Linked DNA regions of Homo sapiens: region 2 is linked to region 1. A link is a contact called in ENCODE Hi-C or POLR2A ChIA-PET data. All regions are on one chromosome and are shown on one strand. Each heading gives the region's core, a stretch centred on a gene start or an enhancer-like site at or near the end of the contact. The rest is flanking DNA. Distances are from core to core; before and after follow the strand shown. Region 1 holds the start of RGS5 (regulator of G protein signaling 5). Region 2 holds the start of NUF2 (NUF2 component of NDC80 kinetochore complex).

Region 1 (3,878 bases), core at 471-2,970:
TGTGCCTGACATTGTGCTTAGTGTTTGGAAGGCTGAGGCAGGAGGATTGCTTGAAGCAAAGAGTTCAAGACCAGCCTGGACACCAAAACTAGACCCTGTGTATTCAAAAAATTTAAAAACTAGCTAGGCATGGTAGCAAGAGTCTTTAGTCCCAGTTACTTAGGAGGCTAAGGTGGGAGGATCGCTTGTGCCCAGGAGTTTGATGATGCAGTGAGCTATAATCATGCCACTTCACTCCAGTCTCTGGTCTGGGTAACAGAGCTAGACTCTGTCTCAAAAACGTGTGTGTCTGTGTGTGTGTGTGTGTGTGTGTGTGTGTGTGTGTGGTTTAGAGCCACAGCTTTCAAACTTTTTTGATTATGATCCATAGTAAGAAATATAGTTTACCTGATGACCCTGTGCACACTTACATATTGATAATTAAAGTCAAAATTTCAGAAAACAATACTTTTTACATCCGATGCACTTGGATATTTGTCTATTCTATTTATTACATTAAAAACATCAGGTCATAATGCACTGCATTGACTTTACAAGCCAGTAACAGGGGTTGATCAACCATTGCCTAAAAAGGGTATATAAAGAGGGAGTCATTTAAAACAACTAATTTCAGATAACAGAGAAAATTATGAGAGTACTGTTCAATTCCAAATTCAGAGCTTTTCTTACGGATTATTCAGTGCCACTTTTTTTAAAGCTTGGACTCATGCCTACCTTTTAGGCATTTATTTACAGATTAACTTATCAGCACCTTGGGCCCCGACAAGATAAGACACAATTCAGGTAAATTTTGGTAAATATTCCTTGAGTGATAGGAAGCAGGAAAAGTTTGAAGGAGAAGGAAAGACAAGCCTAGGCAAGGATGGCTATGGTGGGGAGGTACAAAGAATTACAAAGCATTAGTCATCCAAGCAAAGTATAATCAGAAGACCACTGACAGAATTAACAGAGTTCAGAGATAATATCATTATACTCAATCCCTACTAAGATTTTGGTGTTTGGTCTCCTAGATCACTTTTTTAGTACCTTCACAGACATATGGATTCATAAAGAATATATAGTAATTATTCATATTTGTTTTGATTTATATAAACAGTAATCTTGTCTCTCAGCTCCAGAAAACCTTGCCTGGTGCTTCCTGAAGGCTCACAACATCCCAGCCCGGCCTCCATCACTTACTTATAATGTGTTTTGGGGTCTTGAGGGCAGGGAGCTTTCTCTTTCTTCTCTGAATTCCTAGCATCCAGCTGAGTGCCTGGCACTTGGTAAGTATTCACATACACATTCCTTGAATTCCCTAGATTTCAGTTTCCTTCACTGTGAAACAAAGTGGGCTAAACGATCTCCAGGAGCCCTTACAGTCCTAAGAATCTATGACTTTGACCGATCTGAAGTGGTCCAAGACACTTTGCTTCACAGGAAGCTCACATCTTCCTTGTGATTGGCCTGAGATTAGGAGTTCAAACAACCAATGACCTGTGCACAGTTTAGGGCCTAACCCTGCCCTGGCCGGTTAGCAAGAGAGTGTTGTGATAAGAGCAGATGAAAGCCTTATGCCACAGTAGTGCCTGTAGCAGAGAAAGGATTCCCTCCTCCACCTCAGGGCCCACTGCTGCTGCTCTCCAGCCTGCAGTTTCCTCTAAGGCTCTGGATTGGCTGGAAGAGCAACAGAGGGCTGGGAAAGAGCTTCTATATATACCTCAGGAGGAAAGGCATCCCAGACAGTTTTGAAGTTTTCAAAGACTGGCTCTGCTGTTAAGAAGTTGTACTTAAAGCGGAGGAGCTAAGCCACCTGCCAAAATGTGCAAAGGACTTGCAGCTTTGCCCCACTCATGCCTGGAAAGGTGAGAACCAAGTTATTTTTGTTTAAGAGATGCAGATATGGAGAATCTTTACTCAAGGGAGGCTGCCCAGTGGTAACAGAGGTATTGTAGTTTATGGCTAAGCTGAGGTGAAACAGGTGCTTGACTGTAGATTGGGTATTATCTCTTCTCTGTAAACAATATAGAGATTTTGAAAGATCCAAGCTAGGAGATTAATACAATATAGAGTATTTCATACATCATTTAATATCCAGAACATCATTTCCTTCAAGGAGATGCCTATTCTATAAGTCCTTATTTAGAGTAAAAACTGTATGGTTAAGGATATAGATTCCAACATTAAACTGTCTAGATTAGAACCCTGGCTCTACTACTTACTATTTGTGTAAGTACTATTTGGGCAATTTATTTAACCTCTATGTAGCTCAGTTTCCTTATCTGTAAAATGGAGATACCGAGAGTTCTCTACCTCACAGGCTGGTTATGAGGACTGAATGAATTAATATATATGAAGCACTCAGAACCATGTCTGGCACCTAGTAGACTGTATAAATGTTAATTTTTATTAATGTACAGGGACTGGGAGAGGGAGGCAAGTTTGCAGTGAGGAAGAGGAAATTTCCCATTGTTCTTTGTTCTCTGACCTCATTAGATAGAAGTAACTGGATGGCTAGACAGAGAAAAAGCCCTTGGGACACAGGGGTTATTTATTAGCTAGCATTCTTTTTCAGACAAATGCATCAAAATCTTTGAGGCTCCCTGGTTGTCCGTAGGCTGGACAATATTCTGGAGAGAATCCTAGGTATCTAGGCTAAGCAAATAGAAGAACAAATATCTTACTTGTTAGAAAACTTAACCCAACCATCCTCTCTGATGGAGAGAAGTAGGGATGTTTCTCCTTTTATTGAGAATGGATTTGATTAAATTGGGTTTGATCCCTCGTTATTTAAAGTAAATAAAGAAGATCCTTGCACAGATGTTCAGCCCTAAAGGCATTAGCAGTGTTTGTCTCGGAAGATTTTATTGTTTAAAGGGCCATCTATGACTTCTGTCTCTTACAAGTTCAGGTCTTCTTTTTGATGCCTTCCACTCTAGAAATAACCTAAAAATAATTTTTAAGGAGATAACATTGTAGCATATAATTTTTTCTCCCAACAATACTATCTAGTAACTGAATATGAAACCTCCAGGGAGACTTACTCTCTGAATTATGGCTTCCAAACTTTTTTTTATTATGATCCATAGTAAGAAATATAGTTTACCTAATGACCTTGTGCATACTTACATATTGATAATTAAATAAAAGCATAGAATATTATTATTGTTTTTTAAATTTACATAAAAGAAACTTGTAGCTGTTAAGTTGTAGAAGTTAGATTGTAAATAAGGGATCAATATTGTCTATTGTACCAACCCTGGGGAAGAGGATAGGTTTTAAAGGTGGATACTATTTATTGCTATTAGCCTGTTCTTTCCTCTTACCTAGTATATAGAAAGCCTAAGAAATAGGGAAAGTTTTCTGTGCCTTTCCAGAAACGCACAGAAAACTTGAATATGGGACAATGTATAATTATTTCCTTTGCCATTTTTGCAACTATGAGAATTGCAACTTGACTTTAATGGATGCTTTTAGCATACTTATTGTTTGAAATTGTGTACTCTTATGTAGTGAATAAATCTTATTAATTGGCAAACAATTGACTTTAGAATGATTGTAACATCAGTTTGCCAAGCATTTTGTGATTCTATGACACATTGCTTGGCATTTGGTGAGAAATCAATAAAATTTCTGTTGAAAATTTGCCATGTTAATTATTTTGCTCTATGTTTTCTCATAAGTATGCATAATATTCACTGAGATATATGGATGGAACATTTCTTTCAATGATTCCTATTACTGTATTATATCTGATTCACTAGCAACATTAATATTGGATCACTTTATTTTTTGATGCACAGTAAATTCTTATGCACCAGGATATAACTAATGTTCATGTAGAATATTGAAGAGTGGTGAGTGGTAAAGGAGTGAGCTTATTTTCCCCATAGGTTGAC
Region 2 (3,878 bases), core at 347-2,846, 120 kb before region 1:
ATAGGGTCTCACTATGTTGCCCAGTCTGGTCTTGAACTTCTGGGCTCAAGTGATCCTCCCACCTCAACCTCCCAAAGTGCTGGGATACAAGCATAAGCCACCTTGCCAGGCCACAGAGCTGGGATCTTTTGGAATCCAGATTCTGATGCATCACATATTAGATGTTCCCTTCAGCATAAATATGCATTCTACATTTTCATCTAAGTCACAGCCTTAAAAACTGTTCATAAAAGGACTGGACCAAAGAAAGACTTCAGAAAAAGTCACTTTTCCAAAAAAGCTGCATCTGAATTAGAGAGTATTGCAATAGAAAGCGTAGGTGTAAAGTATCTTCATAATTATTATCACTTGTTCCTCTCTTCTCTAATGTTTGGCACTCTGCTATCAGATTAATCCTTATAAAAACACTTAACGCATCATATAATATTTGTATGAAAATACTTCAATTACTCACCTTACCCACCACATCAAATTCAAATTTTTCTGCTAGGCTTCTAAACCCTTTAATAATTGAATGAAATTTCTGCTCCAAGTTAGTCTCCTAACTTTCCCAAACTTCCAGTATTTCCTTTTGGAACCTCCTCCAATATCCAAATTCTATCATTCTTTCGAAGTACAATTTCAGTTACAATTTATTCATTAACGAGAGATGAAGACACTTTCCAACTACATAGTTTGAGCTCCTAGGTGGGATAAAGTATATAAATGACTTAATATATATGCAGTAATACTCTGTCTAACGAGTAGCAAAGATTAACCTATAATTACTCATCTGGTTTCTCATTTATTTGCAGCACCACGATGCTGAGCAGAGTGAGTAGGTACTAAAAGTACTCTGTTAAATTTTACACACTTCGTTTTGTTAAAATAAACTATTTGTGGACATCACAGTTCCACGAGGCAGAGATTAAACAAAAATAAACAGAAATGGCTCCCAACTTCAATGAATTAAGTAAAACGTTCCTTGAACTTTTAAAAGGAACAATGATGGCGTTATGCATGCGTAGTGCTATATATGCGCTGCTCTTTTCCTTTGAATTTTGGATTAGGTGTGATATTTTTACCTTTTCATTCATGGTTTTGGATTTGGTTAAGAAACGTTTGGCAACGGAGATGTGTAAAAAGCTGACAAGCATCTGCAGCCAAATAAACCACATTACCACCGCCTTTCCAAAAATCACACATAAATGTATGCCTAACTTGAACAATTTCAGCTCAAGCTCGTCTTCTTCGGTCTATGCTGCACCAGAAAACACCCGTTAGTTTAGTAGGAACTGAGCTCTGGTTGTTTCTGGGACTAACATCAAATAAAAAGTAACGACGGGCCCGCCCCTCACCTCCCAGGCTCTGGTTTCTTCCGCCTCCTCCCACCGCTGAGCACGACGAAAACACCGCCAGGCCCAGCGTCCCGGCACCTGCCCGCGCCTTGGGATGGAGAAGGCGTCTGTCTGCAGGCTTCCTTCCTCCGTCCTCTCGCGCTCACCTACAGTGCCGGCCGCCGACAGGAAGACGGCGAGTTCGGGGAGCAGCTACAAGCAAAGTCAAAAATCAGCAAACGTCAACCGTCATCACTTTTCAAACTTGCCGCCTCCTACTGGAAGTCCCGCCCCATTCCGCCAAGCCCACGTCCAACCGCGACGGATGCCGGTTGGGCTCAAGAGACGCCAGGCAGGTGGGACTGGAGTTGTCATGGAAGGGGCAGGGCGCAGGGCGGAACCATTGCTCGCGGAGCTGGCGTCGAGTCGGAACCTCGGACTGCAGGAAGTGGGAGCACCGCGGTTTCGGGGAAGAGACCGGGGTTGAGCGTCTAGCCCATCTCTGCGTGACTTCCGCCAGCGTTTAGAGCGTTTTCGGGGTCCGAGTTGAAGAGCAAAACCAAGTGAAGGAAACTTCACTAAGTTCAGGGTGACAAGGGAGGAAGTACAGAGGTAATTTATAGAATTCCAGAGTAATAATAACTTGTTGAACATTGATTATGTGCCGGGTTTTGTTAGATGCTTATAAGCATCATCTCATTTAGACTTCATTAAAGGGGAGAAAAGGGATAGTGGAGAGATACTATCATCCCCTCAGGTGAGGGCTCTGAATCAGAGAATGCAGTTCTCTGCGCACAGTAGTTCACAAGTAGCATAGCTGGGATATGAACACACATCCTCTGACTCTGTGCTCATAAGCACGACTTCAAGAGGTGGAAGGAACATAACAGTTCATCTGGTCAAATCCTCTCGCTTTCACCGATATGAAAACTGGACTCAGAGAGAAGTGATTTGTTAGAAGTTATACAGTAAGTGGGACTGTAAAGTAGAAACCAGGTCTCCTGATTTTAGCTTCTCCCTCTTCGATCAGTGCTTTTCACCTCTGAACTGTTCCCCAAATTTGCACATTCCTGAGTGAGTTGCATTCTTCAGATAAGGGGCCCTGAAATCTGTATTTTTTTACATGGTATTTTGTTTGTTTGTTTTGGCAAGAGTGGAAACACTGCATTTAACACAAGTTAGGAAGCCATGGCAGGCCTGGTTGTCAGGGGAGAAAGCCATTAAGTTTTATTGAGGTTTGGGACAGGAGAAGACGTAATAGGACTTGTATCTGGTCACAGAGTAGAGCATCATCTGGTGACAGTCGTGTGTTGGATGGGGAACCTGAACTGAATTATGTGAAAAAAGTGCTAGAAAGGTTGTATTGAATGTAGACACAAATTCCGCTGCTTTGTCCTGTCCTGAAGAACTAAACCTATTGATAGTGAAGTCTATACCAATTCTAAATAAAAATACATTTCATATCATTAGTTCAGGGCTTTTGTCTTTCCTTTCAATGTCTATTTACTGATGTAAGTCTCAAAGTCGGAATCTAGTAAGACCCAAAAGGACATTAAGAAAATAGATTTTAAAAAAATATTAGAGTCAGTGAGGAAAGCAGAAAAAAGAGACCTGTCTCATTGACACTTGCCAAATCAAATTGATTACTGATACATGCATAATTTCCACCAAATTATATGTCCTTAGAGGCAGGGAAGGGAACCATAGCGTAGTGACTGAGAGCACATCTCTACGGTCAAAGGGAGTTGGATTGAAATCCCTGATCACACCATTTACTACCTAGGTGGACTTAGGCGAGCTATTTAACCTAACTGAGCTCGTTTCTGCATCTTTAAAATAGGGTGACAGTTCTATCTGCTTTATACGGTATCATGAAGATTAAGTGAATTAGTTCCTGTAGAGTGCTTAATTAAGTGCCTGGCAAAATTGTGAGTACTTGAAAAGTATTAGCTGTTATTTTGACTATTATTATTTATACATGGTCCCTAGGAAAATACCTTGCAAGTGGCAAGTGCTCAACAAATGTCTAAATTGTCGTTGAGAATCTAGAAAAAAAACCAAGCGATTTATGTGAAAGCCAAGATTAGAATGGACCATGGAGAAAGAGAAAAATGAGGCAAAGGAAGAAAAGAGCAAGACAACCATTTTGTTATATCAACAATAAATATTGTTTATTTGGGGGTTAATATTACTATTGATGTGATAAATTGAGTTATATTAGAAGTAAATTATTTATTTAAAAAATGAGTGTTTATTCAAATTACCTTAATTAGAAGGTTAAATCTGACTTTTTAAAACTTTTAGTTGCCTGATACTGGTCAGTGTAAGGTAGAAGGTGGAACATCAGAATTCTCAACCTAGACATTAGTCTAAGAGTTTTGTTATCACCCATAAAAACACAGACTATTGCAGAAAACTTTAGTATTCTTTCTGATTGTAGCATCATAATTTTGTACCCTCACATGTGCTACATTTGCCCTACTATTTCATTTTCCCTGACAGCCCTCCTGCTAATACCTCCCTTCACAGCCTAGACTGCATGGTTTATCAGCATCCAAACTT

Evidence for each region. A loop is a pair of places that touch in the nucleus more often than their neighbours do. ChIA-PET counts read pairs that join two places held with the same protein, here RNA polymerase II (POLR2A). Pooled maps may share reads with other maps.
Region 2: a loop to region 1 is called in a map of endothelial cell of umbilical vein, with 2.4 times the contacts of the local background. The contact joins the promoter of NUF2 here to the promoter of RGS5 in region 1. A Hi-C loop is called at or near these places in 7 of 168 maps with a recorded cell type or tissue (GM12878, aorta, ascending aorta and 3 more), 2 of 37 single-sample maps with no recorded cell type and 9 of 50 pooled maps. POLR2A ChIA-PET finds 5 or more read pairs at or near these places in 6 of 52 experiments (H1, SK-N-SH, WTC11 and 2 more).

The regions. Positions count from the first base shown.
Region 1 is chr1:163,200,758-163,204,635 of GRCh38, reverse strand. It overlaps RGS5 (regulator of G protein signaling 5), which reads left to right and starts at 1,720. Exons shown (of 5, transcript NM_003617.4): 1 at 1,720-1,844. The coding sequence starts at 1,801. The region is part of intron 2 of RGS5-AS1 (RGS5 antisense RNA 1); the gene reads right to left. RefSeq lists an enhancer at 991-1,656.
Region 2 is chr1:163,319,672-163,323,549 of GRCh38, reverse strand. NUF2 (NUF2 component of NDC80 kinetochore complex) reads right to left here and starts at 1,596. Exons shown (of 14, transcript NM_145697.3): 1 at 1,338-1,596. LOC127814295 (a long non-coding RNA gene) reads left to right here and starts at 1,815. Exons shown (of 5, transcript NR_182654.1): 1 at 1,815-1,928. It also overlaps a transcript of RGS5 not described here. RefSeq lists enhancers at 1,377-1,606, 1,647-1,856.